Linked DNA regions of Homo sapiens: regions 1, 3 and 4 are each linked to region 2. The links are chromatin contacts, found by Hi-C or POLR2A ChIA-PET in ENCODE. All regions are on one chromosome and are shown on one strand. The core of a region is the stretch at or near the end of the contact, and the rest is flanking DNA. Distances in the headings are between cores, read along the strand shown.

The links. Hi-C counts contacts between places; a loop is a spot of excess contacts on that map. ChIA-PET counts read pairs that join two places held with the same protein, here RNA polymerase II (POLR2A). Pooled maps may share reads with other maps.
Region 1: a map of CD4-positive, alpha-beta memory T cell shows a loop between it and region 2 (16-fold over the local background). The contact joins the promoter of TET2 here to the promoter of PPP3CA in region 2. A Hi-C loop is called at or near these places in 2 of 168 maps with a recorded cell type or tissue (CD4-positive, alpha-beta memory T cell and naive thymus-derived CD4-positive, alpha-beta T cell) and 10 of 50 pooled maps.
Region 3: a map of CD8-positive, alpha-beta T cell shows a loop between it and region 2 (18-fold over the local background). The contact joins the promoter of STPG2 here to the promoter of PPP3CA in region 2. A Hi-C loop is called at or near these places in 4 of 168 maps with a recorded cell type or tissue (CD8-positive, alpha-beta T cell, OCI-LY7 and naive thymus-derived CD4-positive, alpha-beta T cell), 1 of 37 single-sample maps with no recorded cell type and 11 of 50 pooled maps.
Region 4: a map of CD4-positive, alpha-beta T cell shows a loop between it and region 2 (13-fold over the local background). The contact joins the promoter of RAP1GDS1 here to the promoter of PPP3CA in region 2. A Hi-C loop is called at or near these places in 2 of 168 maps with a recorded cell type or tissue (CD4-positive, alpha-beta T cell and naive thymus-derived CD4-positive, alpha-beta T cell) and 11 of 50 pooled maps. POLR2A ChIA-PET finds 5 or more read pairs at or near these places in 1 of 52 experiments (MCF 10A).

What each region holds. Positions count from the first base shown.
Region 1 is chr4:105,145,352-105,148,854 of GRCh38, forward strand. It overlaps TET2 (tet methylcytosine dioxygenase 2), which reads left to right and starts at 1,525. Exons shown (of 11, transcript NM_001127208.3): 1 at 1,525-1,628. It overlaps LOC124900868, which reads right to left. Exons shown (of 3, transcript XM_047416559.1): 2 at 144-1,610. The coding sequence ends at 922. RefSeq lists silencers at 787-1,466, 2,430-2,499 and enhancers at 1,537-1,706, 2,050-2,099.
Region 2 is chr4:101,345,481-101,349,250 of GRCh38, forward strand. It overlaps PPP3CA (protein phosphatase 3 catalytic subunit alpha), which reads right to left and starts at 2,046. Exons shown (of 14, transcript NM_000944.5): 1 at 1,259-2,046. The coding sequence starts at 1,316. It overlaps PPP3CA-DT (PPP3CA divergent transcript), which reads left to right and starts at 2,297. Exons shown (of 2, transcript NR_033874.1): 1 at 2,297-2,529; 2 at 2,844-3,403. RefSeq lists silencers at 432-821, 842-1,201, 1,672-2,281.
Region 3 is chr4:98,141,697-98,145,237 of GRCh38, forward strand. It overlaps STPG2 (sperm tail PG-rich repeat containing 2), which reads right to left and starts at 1,780. Exons shown (of 11, transcript NM_174952.3): 1 at 1,346-1,780. The coding sequence starts at 1,454. RefSeq lists an enhancer at 1,507-1,606.
Region 4 is chr4:98,259,142-98,262,846 of GRCh38, forward strand. It overlaps RAP1GDS1 (Rap1 GTPase-GDP dissociation stimulator 1), which reads left to right and starts at 2,243. Exons shown (of 15, transcript NM_001100427.2): 1 at 2,243-2,428. The coding sequence starts at 2,425. RefSeq lists enhancers at 1,484-1,783, 1,535-2,097 and silencers at 2,064-2,363, 2,464-2,533.

The DNA.
Region 1 (3,503 bases), core at 275-2,774, 3.8 Mb after region 2:
GGGTACTGTGATCACCATGCAGTGATCCCATAAAAGATGTGACCAAAATACCCACTTAAAATTTGAACGTCAGTCATGTAAGAACATGTAAAAGATGAAGGGAATATTTCAAAAACGACTATCTGACGTAATATGATACTTACTATGACTCATATGGGCTTTGTTCTTCATCTCATCTTCAAATAAAAAGTTGATGATTAGAAAAAGGAGCATTAGAAGGGGGAAGTAACACTACTCGGCAATAGAGAAAAACTCCGGTCAAAGGAAGAGCATAGTTACAGAGCTCCGAATGTCAGGGAAAATCAAGCATCCGTCATTCGGAATTAGCTCTGTATCGGTCGGTTTCTTCATTACTTAATTGTACGGGGGGAAACTACTTCAAAGTAAGGGCTCTTACGAGAGGCAACTTAAGCATTTGAAAGTGCAGGTTTATTTCCTCCTAGCGAGAAGTAGGGGGTCACTAGTGAGAAACCTATTTCAATCTGTGAGACGCCCCCTTCTACTCAGCCCACGTGGCTAAAGTAAACAGAAGGTGGGCCGGGGCGGGGAGAAACAGAACTCGGTCAATTTCCCAGTTTGTCGGGTCTTTAAAAATACAGGCCCCTAAAGCACTAAGGGCATGCCCTCGGTGAAACAGGGGAGCGCTTCTGCTGAATGAGATTAAAGCGACAGAAAAGGGAAAGGAGAGCGCGGGCAACGGGATCTAAAGGGAGATAGAGACGCGGGCCTCTGAGGGTAAGGTGGGCGCAAGCGGAGGTGTGGTGCGGGGAGAGGTGCCAGTGGGTGGAGGCGGGGGCCAGAGCGAGGGCACGTGCGGGTACACTCCGGAGGAGGTGGGTGCGCGCGGGGGCGTGTGCGCGGGACCTCGAAGTGGTGGTGGAGTGCAGACCAGCAAAAAGTTTCAAAGGGAAATCTTAGATGTCACGTCTTTGTCCAGGCACCCGTGCCATCCCAACCTCCCACCTCGCCCCCAACCTTCGCGCTTGCTCTGCTTCTTCTCCCAGGGGTGGAGACCCGCCGAGGTCCCCGGGGTTCCCGAGGGCTGCACCCTTCCCCGCGCTCGCCAGCCCTGGCCCCTACTCCGCGCTGGTCCGGGCGCACCACTCCCCCCGCGCCACTGCACGGCGTGAGGGCAGCCCAGGTCTCCACTGCGCGCCCCGCTGTACGGCCCCAGGTGCCGCCGGCCTTTGTGCTGGACGCCCGGTGCGGGGGGCTAATTCCCTGGGAGCCGGGGCTGAGGGCCCCAGGGCGGCGGCGCAGGCCGGGGCGGAGCGGGAGGAGGCCGGGGCGGAGCAGGAGGAGGCCCGGGCGGAGGAGGAGAGCCGGCGGTAGCGGCAGTGGCAGCGGCGAGAGCTTGGGCGGCCGCCGCCGCCTCCTCGCGAGCGCCGCGCGCCCGGGTCCCGCTCGCATGCAAGTCACGTCCGCCCCCTCGGCGCGGCCGCCCCGAGACGCCGGCCCCGCTGAGTGATGAGAACAGACGTCAAACTGCCTTATGAATATTGATGCGGAGGCTAGGCTGCTTTCGTAGAGAAGCAGAAGGAAGCAAGATGGCTGCCCTTTAGGATTTGTTAGAAAGGAGACCCGACTGCAACTGCTGGATTGCTGCAAGGCTGAGGGACGAGAACGAGGTCAGAGCGCTTCTCTTATGCCGCGAAACTCTCCCTTTCTTCTCCCCTTCGCTTTTTCTCGGGCTTCCAGGGACTGGGGAGCAAACCCTGTAGTGTCACCCACAAATACCAAGAGGGAAGAGGGAAGCTTCACAAATTACTGGAGCCTCTTCAACATGGCTGACAAATATAGTTTTAATTCCCTCTACCCCTTTTAAACCTGTAGTTCTGTGTTCTCTTCTCTCCTCCTAATGCTCGTCCCCTCATCTCCCAGAAAACTTACCTTTGTGCCTCCGACGAGCCGGTTTCCCGGCCTTTTTTAATCCTCAGAAAAGTGATTTTTAAATTTGCTTTCCTTTCTAAAATAGTTCAGCTTTGGGGGCACTACTTTTCCCTTTAATCCTCTTCCCCTGTTTCTTTCGTGTAAGTGAAACGAGTCTCCCGTTTATCCTGAACAACCTCAGAGAGAACACTGATAGGGTGTTTTTCGACCCTTTTATCAGCTGTAGGGTCTGGGTCTGGGTTTGTGTCTGCCTCCTCCTACCTTCTTATCCCCCTTTAGGGGGCTGTACGAAGTGAATGTCACAGGGAGTGGAATTGGAGTACACTGAGTGGGTTTTTTTTTTCCTTAAGTCCGCGCGTTTTGTTAGCGGCGCTGAGTGAAAGAGGAAAGAATAGTTTCTCTGGTTCCCCAAACAAGACCAGAACTCACTTTTCTCAAGGTACATAAGTCAGCGCTGGGCTGAGCCTTCCAGCCTGGGGAATGTATGTAAGAGAATTTATGGACAAATCTGTGTCCCGGCTTTGTGCTTCTCCCGAATCAGCTTCGTTTGGTTCCTTGGTAAGTGACAGGCAGACACAAAGGCAGGCGCAGGCCCGGGGAGGGGGCGGGAGGGGGTGGGGAGCGCAGCGTTGGAGTTGCAAGACTGCAAGGTCAGGGGCGCCTAAAGAAATGAAACCCAATCCCAGCAAAGAAGTGAAGAGCAGATTTATAACAGTCCCATCCAAATTTCTCTTTGGCTTCTCTCTTTGGTCTTTCATCTCTCTGCCTTTCTCTCTGTGTCTCCTCTCTACTCTTTCTTCTCTCTCTCTCATACACATACACACACACACACACACACACACCTCACTCGCATCTTGCTGAATCTTTTCACTGGGACTGCTTGTCTAGTTTTATTAAGCTAATAGGGTTTGTATGGAGAGTTTTCTACCTATGACATAATGAAGTGTGGCCTGGATAGACTCCTGGAAAGGCCGAAAATGAAATATAAGTGTTATTTGCTGGTTATTCCCCTCATGATATACTTTTAATTACATTGAGGGAGTTCTCCCTTCTTCATCTAATGTTTAAGAATTGAGAAAAGGCTTATTTTCCAGCGGTAAAATTTAGTGCATAAAATTTAGTGAAATATTTATATATTTACGTGTCTAGGGAGTGGAATACATTCATGAATTTAATATCTCAAATCACACATTGTGCTTTTTCCCCTTCAGTCAGGGATTATAATGGGAAACCCAAATTCAAAGATATTCATCAACAAATGATCCATCATAGGAATAAGATTGTATCTTAAGGGAAGTTGGGATTCACAGAGAAAAGACATTGGTTTGGTTTGGTGTGATACTGTGGGTATTGTTGCCTGGCTAATGAAATCATTACATTTGCATTTTAATGGAAAGTTGAAATACTAAGGGGAGTTATGTTCTTTTACATGTTTGTATGTGTGCTTAATAATGTTTGGAATAGAATATAAATTTAAACACAATAAATATTGATTTTTTTAAATGTTAATAAGCAGAGAACGGTTAATGAAGTGTTGGATAATCAAACTGAAGTTTAGAAGACAATTTATAGGATTAAAAAATGGATAGAAGGAAAAACACAATAATAGATAT
Region 2 (3,770 bases), core at 796-3,295:
ACATTACACCAGCCAGTGCTGTTTCCAATTTCAGAGGCCCGCTCCCCGCACAGCTCATGCCCATCTCTGCTTTGCTTGGTGTCCTGACCCCCAGGAATGTGAGATACTACTTAATCCAAGTGGTTCTGCTCTGTTGCCTCAGCCTTCCAGGATTCATAGGATGGTTCCTCCCCCACTACACCTAGGAATACAAGGAGGCCGATAGATTCCCGTGCGACAGAGTGATCAACCACAGCCTGTCCCCTTCCTCACTCCGCACATCCCAGTTTCTCTTTGCCAGCAACCTCAGTGCATCCTTGCCAGGAGTTTATCATCCCGTAGGCGGCGAAGAGGAGGCAATAATAGGAATCCAACAGCCCGTTACAAAAAGGATGCCAGGGCACGGAGGAAGCAGGCGGAATGAGGTTATCACTTGGGAGGTGTGCACGAGTGGAGAACCCTTTAAGAGCAATGACAGGTCGGCGGGGGACAGCCGGGGATGGCAAGAGAGGCTGGAGAAGTGGTTTTCGTGTCTCTCCCCGGGGCGTGCGGGGGAAATCCCGGGGCGGCAACGGCTGGTGCTCTCAGGTCGTTCCCCGCCTCCCGCGCCCCCCGCGGCCACCCTCCAGCCAGCGACCGCCCCCGCCCCCGCCCCGCGCGGAAGGAAGCGCCGGGCTCCCCCCACGCTCTCCCGCTCTCTCGCGAGTCCTGTGCAGGCCCTTCCAGGGGGAGGGGGAGGGGGAGGGGGGCGCGGAGGGAATTGCTGCAATGGAGCTCCAAGACAACCCTGCCCAAGTGAGGCAGTCGGTGGAAAGCCACGGCCACATAAAAATGCCGTATTAATTTTTAAAAAGCCATCAATCACCCCTCCCTCTGCAGAAGAAAACCATAAACCCGATCCCATGCAAGCCTGTGAGCAGAGCCACCCACTTCCTATTTCTGTCACAGCAGCTACACCCTACCAGCAACCACCCCCCGGGCGCCCCCTCCCACCACCGCCACCCCCGCCGCCACCTCCCCGCGGCTCAGCCATTTGCCAACTGACGCCCCCGTCAATAAAAATGCCCCAAGTGAGGCTGGGTGGGACGCGTGGGGGAAGGGCGCCGCGGGGGCGGGGGGTTCGCGGGGTTCGCGGGTTGCACAATATCCTAGAAGGTCCGCGGCTGGAGCGGACAGAGGAGAACCTGGGGCGGGGGAGGGGAGGAAAGGCGAGGCGAGGCAAGCTGCCCTGGCGCCTGCGGCACACGGTGCACCCAGGCCACCGCGGCGCTCCGCTTACCTTTCACCACCCTGTCGGTCGTCGACAACTTGGGATCAATTGCCTTGGGCTCGGACATCTCCAGCTGCCGGAGGACAGCGACGCGCTGCTCGTCCGTCCGACTGCACACCCCGACCGGACCGGCGGGCCAGACACTCAACGCCGCCGCCGCCGCCGCCGCCGCCGCGCTGCAAACCGCTCGGCTGGAGGTCTAGGCTCTGAGCTGGCTTTAAAGTTGCTGCCTTTTCCGCGCGTCCCTCCTCCGCCGCCGCCGCCTTCACTCCTCCTCCGCCGCTGCCGCCAGCCCCGCCGACTCGCTCCGGGCTGCGCGTGTGTGGTGGTTATTTATTTATTTTCTGAGCACGCCTCCCGGTTCTTCTTTTATTCTTGGGGGAAGGGGGATGGGGAGGAGAAGCGCACACACGAGCACCCACCCCGGCACGGAGACCCAGCACCGCGGAATGGAGCCCCACGCGCGCACACACGGCCAGGATTAAGACCGATCACATGGGGAAGGCCGGGGGCGAGGGAGGAGAGGCAGGGCCGCCGATGTCAGTGCCACCAGCCGCACCTTGGCGTCCCCGGCGGCGGAGAGGCGGCCGCCGCTGCTGCCGCTGCTGCTGCCGCTGCCGCTGTTGCTGCTGCCGCTGCCCCTGCTTCTCCACACAGAGCGCCGCCGCTGGTGCCGCGGCCGCCGGAGACGTCCCGCCGCCGCGATCGCCCGCGCTCGCCTCTGCCTCCCCGCGCCGCTCCTCCACTCACCAAGGCACAGCCGCCGAGCTCGGCAGACACAGTCCCGGGCACAACCTACCCCCCTCCGCCGCCGCCGCCGCCGCCAACACCGCGCCCGCCTCCGCCTCCTCCCCTTCCTCCTCCCGGCCCCCGCCTCTTGCGCGCCTGCAGCCTCCTCCTCCCCACTGAGCCCGCCCCCGACCTCCCGCCCCGACGCCGGAGTTCCTCGCGTTCATTGGCTAGAGGGCGCATCACTCAGTGCCAGGTGGCGGCCTCCCCGCTTGTCCCGCCTCCCGCTCCTCCTCATTGTCCCCGCCCCTTGCTCTGTTTTCTTCCAGCTGCCGGACCAGCGGGCCTGCCGCCTCTACGGACCAGTCCCTGCTCAGGTGTCACTTTTGCTGGCAGGCCGAGATTAGGGCAGGAGAGTGGGCAAGGCGTCGCGGCCAGGAGGAGAAGGGCTCTACCACGCCACCCTCCTTTGGCCTCCGAACGCGGACCCCGCACACACACACCCGCGCCTCTTTGGCAAGCGTGCCTTGTCGGCTGGGTTAAGCCGCAGTGTGAGTAGCCAAGTGCAGAGGGTGTCTCCGGGTGTGTGCGTGGCCCACAAGAGGGCAAGAAGAGAGAAGGCGGGGATAGGAGGGAAGAGGGTGGGGGTGAGAGGCAGCCCTGAGAGGGCGGAGGAAGGAAGAGGCTGGGAGCTCGGCGCCCGCGGCGCAGCTGCCGTCGCTGCCGCAGCTGTCCAGGGAGGATCGCCAAAACGGCGACGAATAAACAACTTACCTTGCGGAGAAGAGCTACGACTGCGATGCGGTGTACGGTTGTTTTTGCTTTTGCGTTGGCGGCTTAGGGGCTGTTACTGTGTCCCACCCAGGCGTGCACACCGAGCGGCGGGGCGCTGTGGAACGCGGGAGCGGACTAGCGGAGGAGGATGCGGACCAAGCCCCAGCGACCCAGGGCAACTCGGAGCTACCTCGGGCAGCCCTGCGGGTCTCCGAGGAGAACCGAGGAGACGGGAGAAACATGGGAGAGGGTGGCCTTTTCCCTGTTCACACACACATGCACGCAGCCACTGGCCGGGACAGTTGACACCCATCTTCCTTCCCTGCTCCTTCCAGTCATTCTACACCCGCTTGGTGCTGCCAGTGCGGGCAGGGCCTTGGAGCCCAAAGCGGATCCCCACACTTGTCCCTACGGTCGGAAGGAAAGTAGAGGAGAGAAAGTCAGGCGCGGCAGGGCTAAGAGCAATAGTGGCCCAAATGTTCCTGGCCCGCCTGCTGCGCCACAGAGTCTGAAAAGCGGGTCTCCGTCTACCAGAAGGTGACCTCCACACAGCCCCTCTCCCCGACCAACTGCAGCACCCAAGGACTGGCAACGTGGTTGGAGCTTTTGGGGGGAATTATGAAGAAATCTGAATAAATTTCTCACCCTTCATGTTTCCTGTTTTATTTCCAAAGTCCTTCAGTATCAGGTTTTTCCTATTTCCTCAATTGGACCACGGGTCCAATAAAAGGTTTAAAATACACACACACACACACACACACACACACACACACAAAGAAAACAAAAACAAAAAAAAAAGTTTAGGGAGCTGGGAGATGAAGCCAAAAGAAATGTTTTGGAGACAAGGATTAGATTAAAGCTCAAACTTGAAAATCAATTTTGAGTAAGAGACTGATTGTGCTGCAGCGTGACTTTGATGTGGACTGCACGGAATAGAAACACACACTAGATACCTCTGTGGAGGCCTAGCAAAAGGAGCAGACGCAGGGTGTGTCCCACCAAGATAGGGAGGCTGCCA
Region 3 (3,541 bases), core at 530-3,029, 3.2 Mb before region 2:
TGTTCTCAGGACCTCCTGAGGGCTGTGTCACAGGCCATGGTCACTCATATTTGGCTCGGAATAAATCTCTTAAAATATTTTACAGAGTTTGACTCTTTTCATCAACAAGAAACATAAAAACATTTAAAGAAGGCCATGAAGGACTGCTTGGAGAGGGGGAGAAGATGATGCCCTGATTCGGCATTTAACAAATGTTTATTAGGTCCCAATCATGTTCCCAGACACTCTTCCAAGACAGTAGTTGGGAAAAAAAAAAAAAAAAAAAACAGGAGGAAATGATGTTACATTTTGGAAAGAAGTGTTTCCAAGAATAAAGTGGTCAGTTATGTCAAAATTAAGGATTGCAAAGTGTCACAGGGGGTCATTGTTAGCCATTGTTAGGGGAATTAATGCTTATAATGCCCAACTCCATTAAAATAAAGATAGAATAAGCTGCAAGAATAGTGATACCAGATACTGTGAAGCAGTACAATTCAACATGTGAAACACTGACAGAAGTCAAATTTGTACTCCACCCCAAGAAACCTAAACCTTCCCTTATCTGATCAGTTATGTAACAGAATAATGGATCCTGGCATTTGCTTGAAAATACATAGTGTAGGTATGGGGAAAATGTAGGTTAAGAAAAACTATCATTTGGACGGTATTAAGCTCCAGAAAATCACCAGAATAGAAAAAGTAGAAAGCAAAATTGATGTATTTATTTTTGACTAAGTCACTAACTGCAAACAAACGAGGAGAGCAAATATTATTTAAATTATCCATCCCCACTCCACTGGTCAAAAATATAATTTTTCTTTACAGAATGTGGAGAAAAGGGGCTCCCCTGAAGTGTGTTAAAAGAGATGAGGACGGTCAGAAAAATCTGTCTGAAAAAAAAACGGAACTATCTTTAAATAATACTGCAAAATAGAAATATAAGCTACATCTTAATAAATAAATGTCTCTGGTTAATGGGAGGAAAGATGTGAGGCAGGCAGGATTACAAAGCAACGAGACAGCGGGAGGTAAGGGCACAGGATTTGGAGACTCATATATTATGTCAACACAGCCAGGAAATCAAAATCCTAGACCTAAACTGCACAATCAAAAGTAGGATGTAGACAACTATTGCGGAATCAAAAGTCCTAGCCATATGCTCACCAGCCTTTTGAAATGGGACAAGTGATACTATCAGTCTCATCTGTAAAATAAAAGTATAGTGTTTTCCCTGCCTACTTCATGTTTTGTTATGTTTACAAAATGGTACTATTCCGCTCTATGTTTAACTCACAAGCACGCAGAAGCGGAGCAGGCTGAAGATAGGATGCCTGTCACAGGAGCTCTGCCTCTTCCTACATCTTACCTGTCGCCTGCTGCTTCAGGAAAGGTACCTGGTAGGATCCAGGACCCACATGGGCCTCAGTGCTGCCACCTTCAGCCAATTTGAGCAGGCGGGGAGCCCGATCATACATAGTGCTCGGGGTGGTGGGGGCGCTGGGGAAGGGCAGGTGCCGAAAACGATAAAAACAAGGTAGCTAGAAGTGTGGAGAAAAAGGAAGCCGACACCAGTCTGAGGAGGCCGGGAAAGAACTTCCGTAAACAGGGAAATTAGGGGTGGGGTTGTCTCCCCGCCCGCTCATTGATACCAGATTTCCTCAAATCGATTTCTAGCTCTGTGGTAAAGTAGAGGGGTGAGCGACTAGAGATTAGACGTCCCACACAATCATCAGTTTGCCAGGTGCACGCCACCAAAATTGGGTATTAGGGATTAGACGCTCGCCCCGGTGCTTCCGGCCCTGACTCCGCCCACTTCTCTCCGCCCGGAAGCCTGGGGAGGAGGCGGGCCCAGTCTCTGGGGAGGAGGCGGGCCCAGTCTCTAGGGAGCGAAGTGGAGGTGCCTTCCTGGGCCGAGCCCTCGGAGCATGCGCACCGAGCAGCCACCCTTTCCCGGCTCTTTTTACCCGGAACCCGGCGCGCCTTGAAGAAGGCAGGCCTAAACCTCGTAGCTCTTGGGGTCCCGGTAACTACTTAGGTCCCGAACTTTTTTAAGTATGCAGAAGAACCTTAGAAAACGCGTTAGGAAGGGTGAGGACTAACTTGACCTTGATCTGCTTCCCGACTCAACAGAACCTAGTAAAGAAAAATGCAGTAGCATGAAGCAGAGAGCTTGGGGTTCCGCAAGCTCTCCCCCGCTTCTACTGCAGCCCCACTCGTACTCACAGAGAAAAGGCACCTCTGATCTTAACCTGTAGATAGTCCAAACTGCTAAGACAAACCCAGGGCTCAGGGCAGTGACAAGAAATGGAGAACCCAGAAAAAAAAATAACAAATAAGATAAGGGTAAAAAAGAAAAAAAAAAAAAAAGAAATGAGGACACCAGGCAAGGAGGCGAAAAGCTCACCAACTGAAGCCGTGGAAGTGACTGAAAGCTGCCTCTTTTGTCGTATGCCAGGTAACCACAATACTGATTCATCAATATTTAAAAAGCAAAGCGAAGGCACTGAAAAAGCCCAGTCCACCCCACCAAACCAATGATTCTGAACCTTGGGCAAAAGAAACCTTGCTTGTCCTTGGGGCTTAAGGAATCTATGTCAGAATCCACCTCTGCATCTCGCAGGCTGTTTTTTCTAGCAAGAATTCTGTCCAGATTATAAATATCCTCAGAGGCTTAGACAAATCCTACCTTGATCATACCTCACCTCCAAATGGTCTACAGTACGTTAATTTGTTCCTACTACAAGTTTTTATAGTTTTCATACTCTGTAATACACGATTTGCCACTCAATCCTGTGCAACATTTACTGTGGCTTCATTGTGCCATATAGGTCGGAACCCTCTCCTTGCGAGGCTATATGCTTCTCAAGGATGTATCTGTAGTACCTTTTTTTCTGTTCAATAGCTAGCTAAATTATTTATGCACTTAAAAAACACGAATTGGCATATACTGTAGGTTCCATCCCTGCTAAGTTATGAGGATACAAAGGCATAAGAAAGTCCCTGCCCTCAGGTGTTCTCTCTCTAATGGGGAAAGAGACGTATAATCCAAAACGAGAGGTGGCAAAGATTTTTTTTAATGGTAGGAAAATGAATATTGCAATATTTTGGAAACATCTCACCAACTTCGATTCTCCCTGCATTCTGTCAGAAACCCTCATAATTCTCTCAATGTTGTTTTAACCTTATTTTCCAAGCTGCCACCTATACCCATTCAGAAGATCTAGATATTTACTATGACATATTAGAAAGAGTCACAGAGATGAAAGAGAAAAATTCATGTGCTGTGTATGATAATCCAGTGGTGCTTGTAAATTTGCCCGCTATGTCCTTAAGGACATCATTTGACCTTGATGATCCAAACAAGGATATCAACCCAAACTGCATACTCAGGTCTAGGCCATGGTTGCCGTAAGCATTGATGCAGAATTTCAAGCCCTGTCTGGCCATTCTGTCTGCAGTAGTCTACATTACTCTTTGCTTGAATATACATATTTTTGGAGATTGGAAATGGAAATGGTAAAGCTGGCTTTATATGCTTTCTGTCTGATTTGATTTTCAGCCA
Region 4 (3,705 bases), core at 993-3,492, 3.1 Mb before region 2:
CAACCTCCGCCTCCCGGGTTCAAGCGATTCTCCTGCCTCAGCCTCCCAAGTAGCTGGGATTACAGACACGTGCCACCATGCCCAGCTAATTTATTTATTTTATTTATTTTTTAGTAGAAATAGGGTTTTGCCATGTTGGCCAGGCTGATCTCCAGCTCCTGACTTAAGTGATCTGCCCTCCTGAGCCTCCCAAAGTGTTAGGATTACAGGCGTGAGCCACTGTGCCTGGCCCTGGCTAATTTTTTGTATTTTTAGTTAGAGATGGGGTTTCGTCATGTTGGCCAGGCTGGCCCTATTCATATGTAGAAGTCCTAACCCTTAGTCCCTTAGAATGTGACCTGATTTGGAAATAGGGTCATTGCAGATATAATTAACGTCCATGAGGTCATACTGGAGGATGGTTCGCCCCTAATCCGTTATGACTGCTGTTCTTATTAAAAAGGGAAATTTGAACACACAAGCACACTGGGAGAACAGCCATGTTCAGATTGGAGTTACGCTACCATATGCCAAGAAACTACCAGAAGCTAGGAGAGGCATGGACGAGATCCCTCCCCAGTGCCCTCAGAGGGAGTACAGCCCTGCCTACACCTTGATTTCAAACTTCTGGCCTCCAGAATTGTGAGATAATAATTTGTTGTTTTAAGTCACCCAATTTGTGGTATGTTACGGCAGCCCTAGGGAACTAATGTAGTGCGATTATTTTAAGAGGCAAACAAGAAGAACATCCTAAGAGTGAGGTGCCTGATAGTCTCATGCATCAGAAAAGTCCCATATATTTGACTTCAGCAGTTAAATTGTATTTTCCTGTTTTACCAAACCTTTTTAATTATCGTTTCTTGCTGTAGAAAAATCACATAAAATCTGCTCTTTGCTTAACAAATTACAGGGTCGCTTCTGATTTGTGTGCTCGAAATACTAGTCACCAAGCAGAAACTGATGACTGTGAGAATAGGCGACTAATTAACAAACAAACAAAAAAAGCCCTTTCTCAACATTGGATTGACCGAGTGAAAGTTGACAGGGGAAAGACACCTCGATTCAGCCATCTTTCTCCAACAGGTTGTACTGCTGACTGCACAGTGTCCCCTGAAGGACTCCGGTCGCTGTAGCCTTGGAGAGCGACCAGATTCCTCACCCCACTCAGGAGGAGCCAGGGCAAGATTAGGGTGCAGAGAAATCGGTTTCCTCCAGCCTCCTACCCCAGGGAAGAGGACCGAAGCCAGCCCCGGCCTCACGTGCATGCCCAGTCGGGAGGACGCCCTCAGTGGGAGAGCCCTGCTCAGGTTCTCCCCGAGGCCGAGGTGGTGGTGGGAGCGGGCGGTGGCCCCGGGATCAAAGGACCTCCGCCGGGTTAGCTTTGGCAGTGCCGCAGCCAACCCAGCAGGACGCTTATTTTCAAGCCTGGGGAACGTAGTTCCTCCCGCTTTCACAGCAGGATGGAGCCCGACGGCACCCCGGTTAAAGGGCCTTTCCAGAGCCCTCCGGGGAACGGAAGGCCGCGCTCCTCCGGGAGGGAGAACGACACACTCTTCGAGGAAATCCTGGGGCGGGCGCTCTCCTCGCTGCCGGGACCTTTGTTTCTAAGCTGGCCACAGCTAGAGCAGCCTTAAGTGTCCCAATGACACGCCTGCTATCGAGCGCCCTCCCGGCGGCCCCTCCTCAGCCAGCTGCCCAGCGGGCGTCCTCAGGTGTCCCCAAGAGGCGCAGGCCTAGTCGCCTACACGTCCTTTCCAACTTCGTCAGCTCTGGCTTCCCACCACCCCTCCCGGCTCTGCGGCGGCCCAGCCTCTTCTCCGGTTAATTCCGGCCTGTGCGGCCCGGTCGTCCCGTAAAGAAGGCAAGCCCGGGTTCCGGGTGAGGGGTTGGTGGGTCAGGGTGGGAAAGCAAGGCAGCGGTGAGTCCTCTGCTAGCAGATCGGGCTCAATATCCCCATTCCCTGTTTTCTCCGGGCCCGCCCTCCGCCTCTCAGGCGGCCGCCATGAAGATCCTCTGCCGCGGCTGCAGCCGGTCTGCAAACACACGCCCACCCGCACGCTTAGCCTCGCTCGCCACAGAGGGAGGGGTGGAAAAGGCACTGAGCATGCTCGGTGGGGAGGGCGGGGCGCTCGTGGGCTGCGAGTCGGGGCCGGAGCTCTTCAGGCCGGCTCCCGCGCCTCCGCCGCCCGCCCGCTCGGAGCCGCGCCCGCCGCAGGCTGCGCCCGCCAGTCCCGCCCCGCCCCGCCCCGCCCCGCCCCCCGCCGCTCGTCCCCGCCGCGGCCGCGCCGCCTGCAGCAGCACCAGCTGCTCCTCCCCGGCGGCCGCCCCCCGCGGGTCCCTCCCTGGCTGCGGGAGAGACGGAGGTAGAGGGAGGACACAGAGCCGCGCCGCCCGCACCACAGACCTTCGCCTCGCCCCGCCGGTTCCTCACCCTCGGGGAGCAACATGGGTAAGTCATCCTTCCTCCGCCGTCATCGCCTGACATTTTTTTCTTTCTCGGCGTGCTGCAGGGTGGGAAGCATTTCTCGCGCAAAGTTGCCGGATTTCTCCAGTCCCCGGGTGTGAGACGGTGGCTGTTCCTCCGGGGAGAGTCGGCGCACGCGGAACGCACGCCGGGTGCCGGGGCTGGGAGGGTCCCGAGCGCGGGCTGGGGTGGGGTCGGCCGCGGGCCGGACCGCCGCCCGGCTCCCCGGCACCTCGCAGCCTCGCCTCCCCTCCTCCATTCTTCCTGCCGGTGCCCGGGCACCACGGAGCCTGCCTCGCGGGCTCGCATCTGCAGCTCCATCCCCGTTTCTCCAGAGGCCGCCCGCTTCCTTTTCCCCCGCGTGTACTGAGCTCGAGGCTCGGGTCCGACCACTACCACTTCGTGTAACTTCCTTCTCTGTCAGTGCGACCTTTCCCCGTCGTGGAGACTCCTCATCCCGGGCGGGGAAGTGGAAGCAAGTAGTTTGTGAGGGAGATCTTACAACCTGCACGGAAATTATTTTCCAAGGGGGAGAGCGGACAGCCTCATAGGTTGAAAGGATGACTTGTCAGAGGCCACGAGGAACGTGAGGCAGGATAGAGCCGCTAGCTGTTGAATTAGTGCTGGGTGACTACAGTGTGCAATATTCCCGTGCCCAGCCTATTTTCTGGATTCCTTCGTCCGTCTTCTGTAGCAGGAAACTGCGCCCTGTAACGTTGTTACCGAACTTACATGGTAGTTATTCTTTCCCAGCTTCCTCCTGTCTAATCTGCATAATCTGATTTTAGTTCCTTTGTATTTATAGTTAATCTGAAGAGATTGGTTTGGATGAGAGATTTAAGAGCAAATATGTTTTATAAAACGATATATACATTTGACCTAATTTTTTTACATCATCTATTGCTTAACTGTTACATTCAGTAATCACAGAAACGTCTGATGAATGCTGTCATGTAATTAAGAGCTCAAAGTTTCTTTTAATAGTAGCGACTTGTACTAAGTTCCCCAGTTTGCTTCCACTCCTGTCTGTCATAATTTCCTCTTTTTAAAATTTGCTCCCTTGGCATCTGTCAGCTGGGACTTTTCCCACCCCTTCTGTGCGAGTTATTTAAAGCTTGAGATGAATGTGGTCCTTTCATCTGTTAATACAGTGCTCAACACGTTCAGAGTTAGGTGGTGCAACTCAGAATCTTCAAGAAGTATCTAAACCTGGGAATGGTGTCCATAGAGTTTTCTGGAACAGCAAATGCTTCAGGCTTTGA